2 separate regions of the Homo sapiens genome follow, and region 2 is linked to region 1. A link is a loop called in an ENCODE intact Hi-C map of the cell type or tissue named here. Cell type or tissue: CD14-positive monocyte. All regions are shown on one strand. Each heading gives the region's core, and the rest is flanking DNA. Links, peaks and the distances in the headings are about the cores only. Region 1 has its middle 8.0 kb from the start of MIR4456. Region 2 overlaps CEP72-DT (CEP72 divergent transcript).

Region 1 (8,547 bases), core at 1,321-6,320:
AGAAAGGGAATGGCTTTGTGGCTCCCAGGGAGGTTTGTGATTTGGAGTCTCTGTTTGCTGGTTCAGAGCAGTCGGATCTGAAGCTACCGGAACTGAGAGAGACAGTTTTGACTTTACCAAGATGTCTCACGTCACTGCATCCCAATCCAAAGACAGATTATTGTGTGGCATATTAAAGTGGGACAAAAAGTGGTATTTATTCCTTGGAATCGAAGGACACCTATTTACTGTGCATTTCTGGCTACTGAGCACCAGCGAGTCGGCACCTGCAGAGACGGGAGGGAGGAGGTGCCACGTGCAGCATCCTGGTGAGGCTCTGCTCCCAGTGCGAGGCGGCCTGTTTGGGCAGAGCTGGACTCGTTTGCCTGCGCTAGGCAGACGCAGCATGAACCCACAGCGCACAGCCTATGTGGAATCCAGCACTGGCGGTTTGTCCTGCCACTGTCCAGCACGTCCAGCCCCCTTCTGGGCGGGAGGCTTGACACCAGCCCTGACACACAGCAGGCAGGTGAGGTGCCAGCTCCTGCATCCCCCCCACAGAGCCAGGGCTTCCTCCAACCTGGTGCCTCAGCGTCAGGCAAGCAAAGCAAAGGCAGCAGCAGGTGGGAGCCCCATCCCTGGCCAGCGAGCCCCACAAGCTGTGGGGTGGCCTCTCCTGCCTCAGTTATCTGGGAGCAGGGAGTGAGTGTCACAACAGCCTTGCATTGGATTCACGGTGGCAGGTGGCCCAGGGGTGGGCCGGTGTGGGAGGGTTGTCCTGGGCAGACCACACCCAAGGTCATGGGCCTGGCTGCCTGGCCCCTGTGGCCCTGACCATCTCCCGTGCCAAGACTCCCAGCGAAGGGGCAGTGGACCCAGGTCTGCAGCTTCTGAGGGCTGCACAGTTCGTACCCCCAGCCCCACCCTACCTGGACAGGCTGCAGCCCACTGGGTCTCTAGGAGGGGGCGGGCCTGCGATGAGGGTCCAGGGAAGAGCCATCCTTGGGCAGCTGCTCCTGAGGCCCCGGCACTGCCCTCGGTGCCCCCAGCACTCACCCTCTCCACTGCCCAGTCAGCCTGGCAGCCATTGTCTAGGCCTCCAGGCTACAGCCCCCACTTTGAAGCAACTCTGACTCCAAAGTGGCACGCCTTGTCCCTTGTTTAAAACTTGGACTCAGAGGGGTGAGGGTCCCTGCAGGGTGCACCTGGAGACCCTCTGAGTCCAAGTTTTAAACATGAGGCTTCCCAGTCCCCATCCTGGTCTTTGGACAGAGGCAGCAGCAGGTGGGAACCCCATTCCTGGCCATTCAAGCCCCACAAGCTGTGGGGTGGCCTCTCCTGCCTCAGTTATCCGGGAGCAGGAAGTGGGTGTCGCAACAGACATAATCAGGTGTCACAAAGTCCAAGCCCTGTAATTCTGTGAACTTTATTGGTAGGAGGGGCTGTCTCCCGAGCCGCTCGCCCCATCCTTAACCCGGTTTTGGCCCCAAGTATATGGCGCCCCAGCCGAGAACAAGGCCATTCAGGGATTAAGACAGCCAAGCCTCAGTCTCCAGTCGGGTAAAGGGCAAAGGACGGCAAAAGGCCATCCGGAGACCCCAGGGCTGGCCTCATAGGGCAGGGCAGCTGGTGTTGGGGTCACAGCCTGGCACTAGCACCACTTCTGAAAAAAGCTCCCGGGTGGCATGGTCATAGGACTGCCCAATGTCAGTGCTGGGACCACACAAGGACAGGTGTGACCTCGGGGTAGACTTTCCTCCTGATAAGCCCTGGCAGCTGCTCCAGACCCTGCAGGGACAAGCAAAGTCACTTTCCCTGACCTCCTCTTTCCCGGGCCTTCCCAGGGCTCCCAGAGCCACCGTGACCTGTAGGGGCCAGGACAGGAGGAGAGAAAGCTTGGGGCTGGAACAGGACCTAGCCTGCAGGGTAGCAGGTGCAATCCCAGGCTTCAGGGCTGGTTGTGCGGGGCTCTGCCCAGCGAGTGTGGTGGGCCAGGGTGGAGGCCCTGCCTGTGCTCCCTGCAGCCCCAGCAATCCCTCCTTGGACGCTGGCCTTGAGAAGAGCCAGGGAGGCTGCTGTGCTTTCAGCTGCTGGACCCTAGGGGAGCAAAACCCCATGGAAGAGCCTGTACGAGAAGAAGGCCTGAGACAGTTAAGTGACTGCTCTATGGAAGGCCCCAGCAAGGATGCTTCAGCAGGGTCCCATGAGCACCCAAGACCCACTTGCTGACACAGCACGGACACCCCCAGAGGCCATGGCAGAGTCAGCTTCCCTCTTCCCCCTCCACAAAGAGTTGGCCACATTCTGCAAAGTCAGTGGTCAGGGGCCCACTGTGGCCACCAGGAGCCTGCCGTCCGCCCTGTGGTATGTCCTGCAGCTCTCGACACCTCACAACCTCCAGCGGGCCTTGCCCACCCCATGGGAAGGGGCACCAGGATGCCTAAGGCCCCATAGAACTCAGGCCCTTGGCCACATCCAGCCTCTGGGCTCCATCCACTGAGGCGGTTGGCCCGTGCTGACCCACAGGTCATGGAGTCTCAGGCCTCAGGCCCTCAGTCCAGAAGGGGAGATGAGTCCGGCAGCATGTCCAGTGGAAAAGGGCCTCCAATTGGCTAGTTTAAGTGGCATTGACTAAGACCTGGCTAGCACTGGGCCCACAGGTCCCGGTAGGTCATCTGGTTGGGACCCCCACACCCAGCACTCCTATGTCCCACAGAGCTGCTTTTGTCACAGCACACACAGCTGCATTCATGCACAGACAGGTCCTCATGTGTCTGGAGTTTGTTCCTTCCGGTGGGTTCATGGTCTCGCTGACTTCAGGAATGAAGCCACGGACCCTTGCGGTGAGTGTTACAGCTCTTAAAGGTGGTGTGGACCCAAACAGTGAACAGCAGCAAGATTTATTGTGGAGAGGGAAAGAACATAGCTTCCACAGCATGGAAGGGGACCAGAGTAGGTTGCTGCTGCTGGCTGGGGGGTGGCCAGCTTTTGTTCCATTAGTTGTCACCACCCATGTCCTGCTGATTGGTCCATTTTACAGAGTGCTGATTCGAACATTTTACAGTGTGCTGATTGGTCCATTTTACAAACCTCTAGCTAGCTACAGAGTGCTGGTTGGTGCGTTTTTACAGAGCACTGATTGGTGCATTTTACAAACCTCTAGCTAGCTACAGAGTGCTGATTGGTGCATTTTACAATCCTCTTGTAAGACAGAAAAGTTCTTCAAGTCCCTACTCAACCCAGGAAGTCCAGCTGGCTTCGTCTCTCACTCAGAGACCCGGTGAGGAGACGCAGCTGAAGATGCCTGGGCAGGACCCGGGGCCGACCAGGCTTCTCAGAGCTGTCCTCAGCTGCTAATCCCCTCCAGTGGGTCAGGGAGTCCTGAGCAGCACAGGACCTGGAGGAAATACAGTGACAACCCCCTGGCCTGCAAGCAGGTGGCACGAGACAGGCACCCCAACATGGCCAGCAGGCGGGGACACCAGCTTCAGAGGCTTGGCCCCTCCAACCCACACCCCAAGAGCATTGGCCTCCCTGGTGGTCTCCTGGCCCTGTTTGGGTTTTGTGTCTCACCAGGCTCATGTGACACTTGGGACCCACCTCAGAGCCAAGCCAGACAAGGCCCCTGGGGAGCTTCAGGTCCCACAGCCTGACTGGAGGCAGGAAGGAGACCCCTGGGGGGCGTGCAGTGCCTTGAGTCCTACTGAGGGGATGCCTGGTGCGCAAAGGCCTGGCCCCGGCCCCTCAGCGTGTGAGAGCAGGAAGCTGCTGTGTCCTCGATGCCTCCTGTCCTGCTGTCCTCCTATCCCAAGGAATGGGCAGCCGGGCCCGGGGTGCTGTTTGTTCACTCTCGGGGACGAATGTGCCAGGCTCCACCTGTGAACCCACATCTGACCCAGCTCTCTGCTAGGGCAGCGCCTGCCCTCCCTACTCTGCCTGTGTGATTTTAAAGCCTATGAAAATTAAACAGGAAGTGGAAGTGGAAGTGAGACCAGCCCCTCCCACGGCCTCACGGGCAGAGCACTGGGCTGGGGCTTCGCGGCTGCGTTTACTTCCCCAAACCTTCACCTTCCTCCAATGAGCAAGGTTGGCTAAAGGTAATGCGGTCGTAAAATGATTTCCGGATCTTCTGAAATCCCCGACAGGAGCCTGTGGTCTGGAAAGCTGTTGCGCTGGCCTGGACCGTGGGCTTGGAGGATGGATGGGCTCCCACCCACGGTCCCATTTGCCAATTGTTCCTGGCAGTTAGTCACCCCCTGGCTGATGAGGACGTGGTAAACCACACGGGGTTGAGGAGAGGACGGAGCCTCGGCGTGACCTCGGGCCACCTCTGAGCCACTGAGGGATGCAGGGCCAGGCGGGGGTCACCACAGGTGATTTTTCCCAGTGTCTGTCCTGGACCCCTCACCCCAGGCTCCAGGCAACTCAGCCGTGGGCCCTGCCCAGAGCCCCCCAGGCTCCAAGGGCACTATAGCCTTTGTGGGCCAGAGCTGCTGTCCCAGGCGTGTGCTCAGGACCCTCAAAGACCTGGCTTTCCTGTCCTGCCATTGTCCTGGGGACCTCAAATGCCCACAGGGTGATGCCCCAGAACCCTTGCATCCTCCTCCATAGCCCAGCTCCCTCTGGCCTCCGCTGTAGCCTCAACCTCAGGCTCTTGGGTGTGTGGCTCCTGCCTGGGGCCCACTGAGCCCTCAGCTGCACCAGGCCTTGGGTGTCTCCAACTAAGCCCAGCACCAGCTCCGACACTGTTGTCCTATTTCCCCACTTTACCATCCTTGGGACCCCAGCATCCGGCCCTCAGCGGCTTTCCCCACTTTACCATCCTTGGGACCCCAGCATCCAGCCCCTCAGAGCTTTCCCCACTTTACCATTCTTGGGACCCCAGCATCCGGCCCCTCAGCGGCTTTCCCCACTTTACCATTCTTGGGACCCCAGCATCCAGGCCCTCAGCGGCTTTCCCCACTTTACCATTCTTGGGACCCCAGCATCCGGCCCCTCGAGTGGCGGCACCTTGGCTTCTGCTCAGCACTCTGCCAGTTCCCCTCCACGAGGCGGCTTGAGCACACTCACTGGACCCACCTGGCCCTGCAGCCCAGCCCTGGCCCCGGCTGCTGTGGTGCTGAGACCCTCCCCACCCGCCTGCAGCAGGCTCCTCCCCTGGACCTTCCTCCGCAGGTGACCCCAGACACATCAGGGCCCTCAGCTGACACCTTTCCATGTCCTCCGCAGGTCCCTGCACCCCGCACGCCCACCTGCCTCTCGCATGCTGGGGCCTCTGCCTGTCCCTCTGCCCTGATGGCTTTCATGTCACTGCCTAAGCACGTTCAGCGGTCCTCCACCGAGCACTAGAACACCAGACCCTCCCTCCCGCTGTCCCGCGCCTCTGCTTCCTGCTGCCAAAGCTTCCCCGTCGCACCCGAGCCCCTCGCACCTGGCTCTGCCATACGGAGCAGTCCTTGTCCCTGCAGCAGCGTCACCAAAGCCTTCCTCTTGATACAGCTGCTCCTTCTGGGGTCCAGGAGATTTGGCCTGAGGAGCTGGGATGTCACTTGTGGGGTCTGTGGGATACTCTGACCTGAGGTCTCCCAGACCCTCCCTGGGAGGATGACCCAGACCTCAGCTCCGAGGTCGAGGCCTGGTGCAGCTCAGGGCTCAGTGGGCCCCAGGCAGGAGCCACACACCCAAGCCCTGTGCACCCAAGCCTGAGAAGTGCCCTCGGCAGAAGGAAGGGCCCGTGGGGTCAGAGCCGGGCCACCCATGGGGCCTGTGCTCCCAGGGGACACACCGGGGCCACTGAGGGCTGTCAAGACAGGGCCTAGGCATGACCTTGGTGACAGTTTGTTACCTGAAAAAAAAAACAAAAACAAAAACAAAACTTTTCAAGAAAAGCACCTAAGAAGATGAAGTGGGAACGTCATGTGGTGGGCACGCCAGCTTTCAGAGACGCGGTGGGAACGTCAGCCTTTCAGAGATGCGGTGGGAACGTCAGCCTTTCAGAGACACGGTGGGCACCCCAGCTTTTCAGGGGCTTTTCAGGGTCGTCCTTGCCCTGCACGTGGGACCAGGACCGATGTTCACCTGCTGGAAACTTGGGTCTCAGCCAGTGCAGGCCCCTCCCATGCCCCAGAGATGGGAAAAGGGGCTTCTCCCGGACCTTGGGCTCCTTCGTCCTCTGCTCAGGGCTGGGAGCTGAGGTCGGTGCCTCAGATGCCCCACCTGCCCCTTCCACCTGAGAGCTTCAAACAGAGTGGACAGCACCGACTCCCACAGCACAGCCAGAGTCCTAGGAAGGCACCGCGGTTGTGCCATTTTCTCCCTGCCTCACTGAGGGCCTGTGCTTGAGCTTCTCACCAGCAGCCCCGTCCCTTGCCTGCAGCTGAGGGTGATGCTCCCTCCCGGGGTCAGCCTAGGGCCCCGGCCCCTCCCCAGCCCCACCCCAGTGTCATCCTCAAGAGGCTCCACCTGCTTACCACGCCCATCTCCCCCATGCCCCGCCCCAGGCCCTCTCCAGGCCCCGCCCCCTCAAAGCCTCTGCCTCAGGCCCTGTGATGGGCAGGGGGCATCTGTGAGGAGCAGGGGAAGGTGGAGGGGCCCAGAGGCGAAAGGGTCTCACCAGGGCACCTGCTTCCCACAGAGCTGTGTCTGTGCAGACATCAGAGGGCTGCAGGCCCTGAGCTCATCCCAGACCCTCAGGTCTTACCAGGCAGCCCAGGGTTGGGGACAAGAGCACTGTCACCTTCCCCCCCAGGTGGCCCCAACCAGCCCCAGGCATGAGAGCCCCTTCCTTGACCTGTCCGGGGCACCCCACGTGACCTGCCCCTGGGGGAAGGGCGGCACCCCATCCTCAGTGACCTGGAGGTCGGAGGGCAGCTGCCTCGCCCCAGCCCAAGGCGCACAGAGCCCCCCAGGCCAGCGCAGCCCTGTGGCCCCAGGCAAGCCCTGCAAGATGGATGAGAAGCCTCGCCCTTGCCAGCCCCCTCCCCAACCCCAGGCCAGAAGAGATGGCAAGGAGGGCGGTGGGCACAGCAGCCCCTCCAGAGGAGCCAGGACCCAACCCAGGAGGCGGGCAGCCCACTTGATGGGGAGGGAGGCAGAGGGGGTGGAGGAGGGGACCAAACCCTTCCTGGTCCCTCAACACCCCCCTGCTGCACCAAGAGGTTGTGCAAAAGAGCCGGCATGTCCTGCAGAGCCTGCGGGTCACGTGTGTTAACAGGAGCGGGATGCTTCCCTCCCGGCTGTGTCTGTCCAAGGCCGAGCATGGTCCAAGCCCCTGTGAGGCCCCGCAATGCATATCAGGACCCCTCAGCTGCACACATTGTTGCTTTTATTATTATTATTGGAGATGAAATCATAGCACATCTGGGATGGCTTCAAAGTCGTCCTGGAGAGAAGGACGGGGCAGCAGGCCAGGAGGGAGACGGGCATTAGGACAGAAGGTGCCTGAAGTGGGTGCAGCCGGGAGCCTTCTTGGAGGAGGTGGCTCCGAGCTGAGATCCCTGAGTCAGGAAGGACCCAAAGCCTGAGAGACCATGCCCAGAAAGTCAGGAGAAACAAGGCTGCCCCGCTCCAGGGCGAAGGGCTGGGAAGGAGGCAGAGGGCGAGAGCCACAGGCCCAAAATCCAGAGAGGCCATCCCAGCTCCAGCCCTGCCATGAGGCAGCACAGAGGCCTCGGTGACCCTGGCGGAGCTGTGTCTTGGGGACAGATCAGTGAGAAGATGGGAGGCGTGGGCATCCAGGCTGGACCTCTCTGGATGGAGGGAGTAGGGGCGGGCTACACAGGAGAGGAGCCGGGGACACAGGGGAGGGGCACAGAGCTGAGGCTGAGGCAGGGCCGTGGAGATGGGAGGGGAGGCCAGGGCTTGGCGTGGAGATCGCGAGCTGATTCAGGGGAAGGGAGTGCCCCCGTGCTCTCAGGGTGGGTGCTGAGGGGGCATCCGGGCAGCTCCCCAGAGCGGGTGAGGGGCCCAGAGGGGGAGCCTGGCCCGCCAGGGAGGCAGGGGGTCTGCAGAGGCAGCTGCCGACACAACTGGGACAGCCCTCTTGAATGGAAGCCTCTGGGTGGCTGTTGGCAGTGCGTGGCACACAACACAATGAATGTCTACATAAACATTAATTAGCACCAGTTAATGAATAATTACACACCCCACGGTGTCGCCCAGTGCGGAGCTGTCGCTTGATAAAGATTGAATGAGAAGGACAGCAAAGCACTGATTGATAAGAGCCTTCCCTTTTGTGATCGATGCCAAGGTCACGGGTGGGGAGGGGCTGGGGGGCACAGCAGACACACCTCGGCCGCACACCCAGGACCCGCTGCAGGGAGCCCCGGTGCCCTGGCCCCGGTGCAGCCCTGATGCCTGCACCCACCCCATTTGAGGAGGAGCTTTGGGACCGGGCTTTGGCTGCCGCCTCAGTGACAGCTCTGCCGGGGGTCACGTTACTGTCGCCGTTTTCTATTGATGTTTGGCGCAGAGTCCAGCTGTGGGGGGCTCATGCGCACAGCAACCTCAGGGCCAGCACCCCCGACATGGCAGCTTTTCTTTCTTGGCTCACAGACAGCACCGGGAGGC
Region 2 (8,547 bases), core at 1,105-6,104, 63 kb before region 1:
GAGTGTACACAAGGTGTGTGCAGGAGGTGTGTGCAGAGGTGTGTGCAGGAGGTATACATGGTGTGTGAAGGTATGTGTAGAGGTGTGTGCAGGGGGTATACACAGGGTTTGTGCAGAGGATGTGTGAGGGAGTTGTGTGCAGGGGATCTGTGCAGGGAGTGTACACAGGCTGTGTGCAGGGGGTATGTGCAACAGTGTGCAGGGGGGGTGTGTGCAGAGGTGTGTGCAGGGGGTGTACACAGAGGGTGGTGGCAGGCGGTGGATGCAAGGCTGCATCTGTTCAGCCCAAGACGTTCCATTGGTCCAGTGGTGTTAGAGCACATTTGGTCAGGTTGCCTTCATGGGATATTTGACAAGCTGCAAACCCGAGGGCATGCTGGTGCCCGAGGGCGCCTCCGTGCTGACCTCAGCATGTGCAGCAAGAGCCAGGGCACAGGGGCGGCCTGGCCCATTTCAGGCAGGTGCTCTGTGGGAGGGTGGCTGTCTCCACTGACAACCCAGGGAGGTCAGCAAGGAGGAGCCCTGAGGTGGACTCGAAAGCTGTGGGAGCTGATGGCCCTCCTGGTCTCTGCCACAGCCCTTAGGCTGTGGGACACACAGCGTCACATTTGATCACTGTTCATGGGGCCTGCCGAACACTCAGCATTCCTGAGTGCAGATCGTCACGTAACTTTCCAAAAATTGCAAACCCAGATATGGCTCCATGACCCCTCCTGCAAGACTGTGAAGGAGTTCAGGGCACAGCTGAGCCCTCACACCCCCAGCCCCATCACTGCCCCTGATATGCACTGAGTGGAATTCTGTCCCGCCAGGAGACAAACAGTGGACAGCATCCTGGCTCTTCAGAAGCACATGACGATGGCAAACTGAAGGCCTCATGGGCCCTCACCCAACAGCAGTGGCTTTTCAGGGCATAACACAGGCCCCAAACACTGAGCCTCTTCCTCCTGGGCAGGTACCCAGCTGGCCAGACAGGGCAGGGTAGGGGCGAGTGGGACCTCAGTGGGCAGCCGGTCCAGGACAGAACCACACGGGGATGTGATGGAAGTACCAATGGGAACTTTGAAAACAATGCCTCTGCTCACCAAAGTATCCCAGCTTCACTGTAGAAAATATAGACACTACAGAAGGGCACCGAGATTCGATATGCCGCCCTGCTGAGATAACCCACACTAACATGCCCACATGTATCCTGCAGGTGTTTTTCAAGCCTGTGCGTATTGACAGTCATGAGGCTATGCTAAGCATTGCCGGATGCATCTGCCACTAAGTAGTCTTTAACGTTGTTTATTAAACACTTTTAATGGTCACGTTAGATCATAAACCAAACCCAACTTTATTATCCTGTCTTCTGCTGCTGAAAGTTGTGTCTGTCTCCACTTCCTCACGGTGCTCACTCTGGTTGGCCAAATCATGAAGATCCATGGAGGCGCGGGAGCCTTCCGGCCTGGAATGGGGCAGCAAAAGCACAGAGCCGCAGAGAAGCCGGGAAAGCAAAGGCAGGGGCTGCTGGGCTGGGCCCCATCAGCCCCATGGCAGCGGCACCCGCACAGGCCTGGGGTCCCCAGCAGCAGGGATGCTGTCTGTGGGCCCAGGGCTCCTCCACAGCTTTGGGGGCTTCCTGCCAGAGGAGGGGGGTGGTTCTCCTGGGAGGGGCCCCAAGACAGGAGTCCCCAGACCTGGGCACGCCTCACCTCGGGTAGGGCCCCAACGCTTCAGCGGGTCTCACTGGCATCCCTAAACCTAGACCACAGGAGAGTGTGCTGTGCCATCATCACGATGACCCCTCCCCATCCCAGCGCACGCTCCCACGACGCACCGTGCTCACAGTGACCCCTCCCCATCCCAGCGCACGCTCCCACAATGTGCCGGGATCACAGTGACCCCATGGGCTACCTGCCGCTCCCAAGGACTAATGGAGGCCTCTGTCCCCAGGTTCTATCCCGGGTTCCTCACAGGGCACCAGCCCTCAGGCCCAGTTAAATTCCGGAGCGGCTCTTTAAGCCCACAGGCCCAGGCCGCTATGGTAGGACCCAGGTGGGAGAGGCTCTCCGTGTGCTGTCTCCCTGACAGGTGCCCCATCCATAGCTTTCTAGAACATCCCAGGGAGGCTCCCAGGCCCCGAGCCTCAATCCTCAAGCCTGTGGGTCCCAGACTGCAGGCTCAGTGAGCCCTACAGAGACCAGGCCAGCGGAAGGAAACAGGGAGACCCACATGGTCAGAGAAGAGGGCTGGAGGTTCAGCCTGAGGGGCCTCTGGGCTTTCTCTAAACAGAGCGGGGGTGGGAGGAGGCTGTGATGTACAGTGAGGGGACTTGAGAGGGAAATGGGGGCCTCCACCCACCCCAGGGACGAGCGCTCACCCCAGGCCCACCTGGCTCGCAGCATCCAAGCCAGGGCTACGCAGAGCAGCTGCTCCCAAACCCAGCTCCCTCTGGGTGCCTGAGCCAGGCTCAGAGATGCATCCTGCATCGTTCTTTCTCCATCCTGTGTCAACAAGACAACACAGGCAACCAGCGTGGCCATGCTGGAAATCCACAGCCTAGCGGAGCGGCCTCGCCTGCATTCATGTGGCCAGTGGAATTCGCGGCACACACATTCGCACTGTCACGCTCAGTTCACGTGTGCACACGCTCACAGCCACAGCACACTCACAGTTCACACACCTCACACGCATACATACACAGGTGTACGTGCACATGCACACTCACGTACACACCCACCCACACACAGTCTCACACCCAGGTTCACACCCACACATGGACCTCAATCCACCGGTACCTGCCACACACCCACACGCGGACCTCCATCCCACTCCAAGGCCTTTCCCCACATCCCCGGGCGGCAGGAGCCCAGCGGTCAGTGCAGAGGCATGGACGAGGGCCAGGGAGGCAGGTGGCACGAGCCACCTGCTCTCCACATCCTTCTCGAGAGGAAAGGAGGTGCCGGCCCACCCTGCCCACAGCTCCTCGGCGAAGCCGCGTCTGGTCCAGGGCCAGCCGCCCCTTTGCTGGTTTCAGTTCCTCCTTTATCCATTCATAAACGTTGAACAAAAGCGCTCTTTTCCCTCACGGTATCTCTAGCAGTTAAGATCAACACCAATATTTGAGAACTGTCAATACTGCATTTTACCCACTTCCCAAATGTGAAACCGGAAGGCACACGTAGCCCTTGCTGGGCTGTTTCCAGTGAACACAGTTGAGGGTGGGCTTGGGGGTTCTCCGCATCGTAATGTCTTAGGAGGGGGTGGGGCCACACCTTCCCACCTTGTCCGAGTAACAGGCCACGTGTGCGGTTTAGTTCACACCGTGGAGGAGGGGAGTGTGAGGGCAGCGGGTGGGCCGCTGTGTCCTGGTCTCTGTCCTGCTGTGTGGCCAGGGAGGGAGTGCGGCTGTCCGATTTAGGTTGAAACACCGTCCATCGGCATCTCTGGGGGATGTTGCCACTGCCCTTGACTCCTGCCCTTGTGTCTGGAAAGGGGAGGCTTCAGAGTGAGTGGCCCACAGCCTTCCAGTTGCAGGAGCTGGTGTGGGAAGGGGCATCCCCATGGCTGTGGGCCGGAGCCCTGTAATAATGGGAAGTTTCAGTGCCCTCATAGGAGTTTCACTGGAGCAGGTAAATCGGTCTGGGAGCTTGTGAACCGCTCTGGGCTGCTGGGGCTGCACTGACAACAAGCACAGAGCCCAGCTACAAGTGGCGTGGCTGCAGGAGACGCCCTGGAGACCTGAGACAGGCTGGGTGTCTCTGCTGTCCCAGGACAGAACCCAGCTACAAGTGGCGTGGCTGCAGGAGACACCCAGGAGCCCCCAGGCAGGGTGGGCGGCTCTGCTATCCCAGGACTGGGTCAGGACAGCTCAGCCCTCGCAGTCCTCAGCCAAGTGCTGCCCCGCTCTGCAAGGGGCCCAGAGGGCTCCCAGAGGCCTGCGGACCAGTGCTAGGCCTCACATCCCTGAACCACTCCCTGACCTCACATCCCTGAACACATGCAGGGGCCGGGCCTCAGCTGGGGGGCATGGCACTGGGTGAGGTCAGAGGTGCTCCAAGCATGTGGCCTAGAAGGTTTGTCCAAAACAAATTCTCTCCTGGACCCTGGAGGGGAAGCAGAAGCCGGCTGCTTCCTATAGTTCCCAACACCAGAAAGCCCAGGACTTCTCAGGGAAATCTTGGTTTCCAGCTTTTTCCGAAAGTGCCTGATGGGCAGGCATTCACTCCTTTCAGACAAGCCCCCCAGCCCTTCAGCCACTGAGCCGTGACCCTCTCCCCAGGAAGGACTGGTGGGGCTGGGGCACTGCCACCACCTGGAGCCCCATCTTCAGCCGCCTGGCAGGAGCTGCACCTGCACATGGCACCCGTGAACTCCGGCATCTTCCTCTGTCCTCCCAGGCACTCGGCATCTTCCAGGGCTGCTGCCTCCTGAGCCCACTCGATATGGTTTAGATGTTTGTCCCCACAGATCTCATGTTGAAATGTAATCACCAGTGCTGGAGGTGGGGGCTGGTAGGAGGTGTTTGGATCACAGGAGTGGGTCCTTCCTGAATGGCGTGGGTCATCCTGTTGGTGATAAGTGAGTTCTCACTCTGGTAGATCTGGTAGTTTAAAAGTGTGTGGTGGCTGGGCGCAGTGGCTCACACCTGTAATCCCAGCACTTTGGGTGACTGAGGAGGGTGGATCACTTGAGGTCAGGAGTTCAAGACCAGCCTGGCCAACATGGTGAAACCCTGTCTCTACTAAAAACACAAAAATAATTAGCTGGGTGTGGTGGTGCGCACCTGTTATCCCAGCTGCTTGGGAGGCTGAGGCAGGAGAATTGCTTGAACCTGGGAGACAGAGGTTGCAGTGAGCTGAGATTACGCCACTGCACTCCAGCCTGGGCGACAGAGTGAGACTCCATCTCAATTAAAAAAAAAAAAAGTGTGAGGCGCCTCCCCCTTCTGACTTGCCCCCCTCTCACAGCCCCCCTCTCACAATGTGAGGTGCCTCCCCCTCTGACTTGCCCCTCTCTCACAGCCCGCCTCTCACAATGTGAGGCGCCTCCCCCCTCTGGCTTGCTCTCCTCTCACAATGTGAAGCGCCTCCCCCCTCTGACTTGCTCTCCTCTCACAATGTGAGGCACCTCCCCCCTCTGGCTTGCTCTCCTCTCACAATGTGAGGCGCCTCCCCGCTCTGGCTTGCTCTCCTCTCACAATGTGAGGCGCCTCCCCCCTCTGGCTTGCTCTCCTCTCACAATGTGAGGCGCCTCCCCCCTCTGGCTTGCTCTCCTCTCACAATGTGAGGCGCCTCCCCCTCTGACTTGCTCTCCTCTCACAATGTGAGGTGCCTCCTCCCTCTGACTTGCTCTCCTCTCACAATGTGAGGTGCCTCCTCCCTCTGACTTGCCCCCCTCTTAAAGTGTCATGTATCTGCTCCCCCTTTACCTTCCACCACAACTGGAAGCTTCCTGAGGCCTCATCAGAAGCAGATCCTGGCACTACACTTCATGTACGGCCTACAAAACCATGAGCCAATTAACCCTCTTTTCTTTATAAATTACCCAGTCTCAGGTTTTCTTTATAGCAATGCAAGAACAGCCTAGTACACCACCTCTGCCTCTCTTTCCGCCATCTGCTGTTAAAAGCAGGCTGATCAGGACCAGGGGCCAGCATCAGATATAACCTGGCATCCCCTGCAAAGTCCCAGGCTTCCCCCACTATGGCTTGGGGACCTGCAGCTGCTTGCTCCTCATCTCTGAGGCTTCGGGGAGCCCAGAGCTCAGAGTCCCTTAGGGCCAGGGCAGAGTGTGGCCTGGGGGCCACCAGCCTCAGGAAGCCCAAGGCCTCCTCCAAGCAGGAGTTCTCTCAGAGCCAGAGCTGCCCCACCCCATATGGCCCAGTGACCATCACTCAAAGCTCACCTTCTCCTTGAGCCTCTGGTCAGCCGACCAGCCCTGACTGCTCCCGGGCCCCTGGCCCCTGGCCACGTCCCCCCTCCTGCCCCTGCACCCCATGCTGACCAAGCTCCACCGCCTCAACCCCGCAGGATCCAGCACTGCTCTCCACTGCCGCTGGGTGCATTCCGTCGGGCAAAGCTTTGTTGCATGAGGCCGGGGCTCAGCATCACAGCCTCTCTGTCGGTTCCTGCAGGCAGTGGACATGGTGGGTCCCCACTGTGAGGAGCCCAGCCTCTGGGGGCCCAGACGCAGGTTTCTGGCTGGGCACACACTGGGGTGAGCAGGCTCCCTGGCTGTGAGGCCGTGAGCAAGCCCATCTCCGAACTCCAGTTTTCTCATCCCTAAAAATTAAAAATAAGAAGGCCCTCAAGGGGACTGGCAGTTCCCAGCCCTCTTGGGCCTTGCCCATTTCTGGTGTAGAGGATGGAGCCATCTCTTACAGCTCGGGTTGGTGAGAAGCAAGCATGAGGCTACGGTGGCATTTTCAGGTAAAGTTTAGATTTTCCAGAAGAAGAAACGTGTAAGTGGCACATACCCTGTCCCCCTTCTCCTTTGCGCTGAACAAAGTTGTGATGTCTGAAACTGCAGCAGCCGCCTTGGGATGATGAGGGCAAAGAAAATTGGCATCACTGGGGTCCCCAACCCGGGCTCCAAACCAAGGTCACTGCTGCTAGGACTAGACTGTGGCTAAGAGAAAGAAAACACAACAGCTGAGTGACTGTTGCACCCAATGCCTTCCTGTGGACCCTGGCATCTGCCGAGGTGGCGGGCAGAGCTTAGGTGGCGCGGGCACAGCTTAGGTGGCACAGGCACGTGTGCAGGTGCCCGTAACAAGGCCTGGAAGGAGGCTGTGCCTGCCCAGCGGAGGGACCCCCTTTCTCTGTGGGGAGATAGAGCCCCGGGAGGGGGCAGGAGCTGGAGCATGGGAGTGGCTGGGGCTGCGGAGGGGAGCTCTGGAGGACCCCACCTTCCCAGGGCTAGGACAGAGGGAGCCGGCTGCTGGGGACGTCCCTCCATCTGCTCAGACAGAGGGAGCTGGCTGCTAGGGACGTCCCTCCGTCTGTTTGGACACAGGGAGCTGGCTGCTGGGGACGTCCCTCCGTCTGCTCGGACAGAGGGAGCTGGCTGCTGGGGACGTCCCTCCGTCTGCCTGGTGTCCAGCCTGGCCTGAGTCCAGGTCCGAGCAGTCTGTGTGGATGAAGGAGCGGGTTGGGATGGGGAATAAACAAAAGCCTGAAATGTAATCAGCCGGCTTCGCAGCTATGGCGAGCGGGCAGGCCTCCTGCATCCTGGTAGTCAGCACTGAGCCCGCTGGAGCCAGCCTTGTCCTCAGAGGCAGCACCGGGAGAATGCAGTGCAGGTGACAGGGGACCTTTGCTGCCCAGAGGCATGTGGTCTATTGGCTGCACGTTTGTGCTCCTGCAGGAGTCACGGGTGGAACCCCAACCCCAGTGCTGCGGTGTGTGGAGTGGGGTCCTCCCAGTGGGATCAGTGCCCTCATAGGAGAGGGCTGCCCTCCCCTTTCTCTGTCGCACCGGGAAACCAGGAAGGGCCCTCACTAGGAGGCCAGTCAGCTGGTGCCAGGATCTCCGGCTTCCACCCCAGAGTGGTGGGAGCTTCCTGTGTCTGCTGCTCAACAAACCTATGTCTGCTGCTCGGGTTGCCCGTGTGTGGTTTTCTGCTATGGCCACCTGAGCTGATTAAGACCTCCCCCAAAATCTGTGCAAAACCCCAGCGCTTCGAATGTCACCTCTGAGGCAAAAGCTGTGATAAACATAGGGATCTTAAGAGGTGCTTTTCCTGGGTTATCGGGGGGTGGGGCCTGGGGGTCTAAATGCATTCACCAATGTCCTTCTAAGAGACAGAAGAGAGACACAGAGAGAAGAGGCACAGAGGAGCCGGCCATGGAGCGATACAGCAGAAGCTGGAGGCGACGGGAGGATCCTGGCCCAGAGCCTCGGGAGGGAGTGGGGGCCGTGTTCCAGAAGCCTGAGAGTCCTGCGTGTTGTTCTGAGCCCCTAAGGCTGGGGTAGCTTGTTCCAGCAGTCATGGGAAACTGACACATCCCAAACACAGCAGCACGAGAACATAGGACTGAGACACCATCCCCATCACGCCCCAACACACGAAGACTGACGGTGGCGGGTGCTGCACATCTCAGCCGGAGCTCTGAAGGCATTTAGCTGAGCGCTGGCCTGCACCTGGAGAGAGTGAGAGACACCAGCCTCCACTGCCAGGAAGGCCCAGGGTCCTCAGGGACCAAGACGCAGGAGACGGCCGCTGCCAGGGTCCTCGGGACTTCTGTGTGGCCTTCGCTACCGGAGCCCTGAGGCGCCATCCCCATGTGCCCTTCGGGCTGGTCCAGGAGGAGGCCCTGCGGCGGCCACAGACTGGGGGGACAAAGCCCCAGGAACTCAGAACCTTGTGGGTTTTGGAAGAGGAGCCGCGCAGCAAGGTCCCGACGCCTGCAGGGAGCTGAACGGGGAGCCGCGCGAGGAAGGGAGTGCAGCAGACCCAGTACGCAAATGCTGACCCTACAAAACGCACCGCGGGTTCTCGAGCCGTGGGGATCCCGGCGGTGCTCTCCAGAGACCGCAGCTGCAGGAGCTGGGCGGTCCCCGG

What was found. Peaks named below come from ENCODE experiments on the same cell type or tissue, not always from the same donor. Only the 100,000 strongest peaks of a DNase experiment are listed, where the experiment ranks them.
Region 2: it touches region 1 in a loop (2.4-fold over the local background); 6 of 110 quality-filtered maps call a loop at or near these places.

The regions. Positions count from the first base shown.
Region 1 is chr5:539,641-548,187 of GRCh38, reverse strand. No RefSeq gene overlaps it. Among named protein-coding and RNA genes, the nearest start is that of MIR4456, 8.0 kb to the right of the region's middle. RefSeq lists an enhancer at 6,270-6,855. In CD14-positive monocyte, for the core only: no CTCF peak of the experiment used is centred there; a DNase peak (open chromatin) is centred at 4,077; H3K4me3 peaks cover 1,364 bases; H3K27ac peaks cover 485 bases; H3K27me3 peaks cover 3,232 bases.
Region 2 is chr5:602,082-610,628 of GRCh38, reverse strand. It overlaps CEP72-DT (CEP72 divergent transcript), which reads left to right. Exons shown (of 3, transcript NR_103444.1): 3 at 7,785-8,460. It overlaps LOC105374608 (a long non-coding RNA gene), which reads right to left. Exons shown (of 8, transcript XR_007058672.1): 3 at 6,461-6,612; 4 at 5,989-6,266; 5 at 5,414-5,484; 6 at 4,769-4,816; 7 at 4,336-4,550; 8 at 3,019-3,564. Among named protein-coding and RNA genes, the nearest start is that of CEP72-DT, 5.9 kb to the left of the region's middle. RefSeq lists enhancers at 6,867-7,367, 7,368-7,868. In CD14-positive monocyte, for the core only: no CTCF peak of the experiment used is centred there; a DNase peak (open chromatin) is centred at 3,018; H3K27me3 peaks cover 2,489 bases.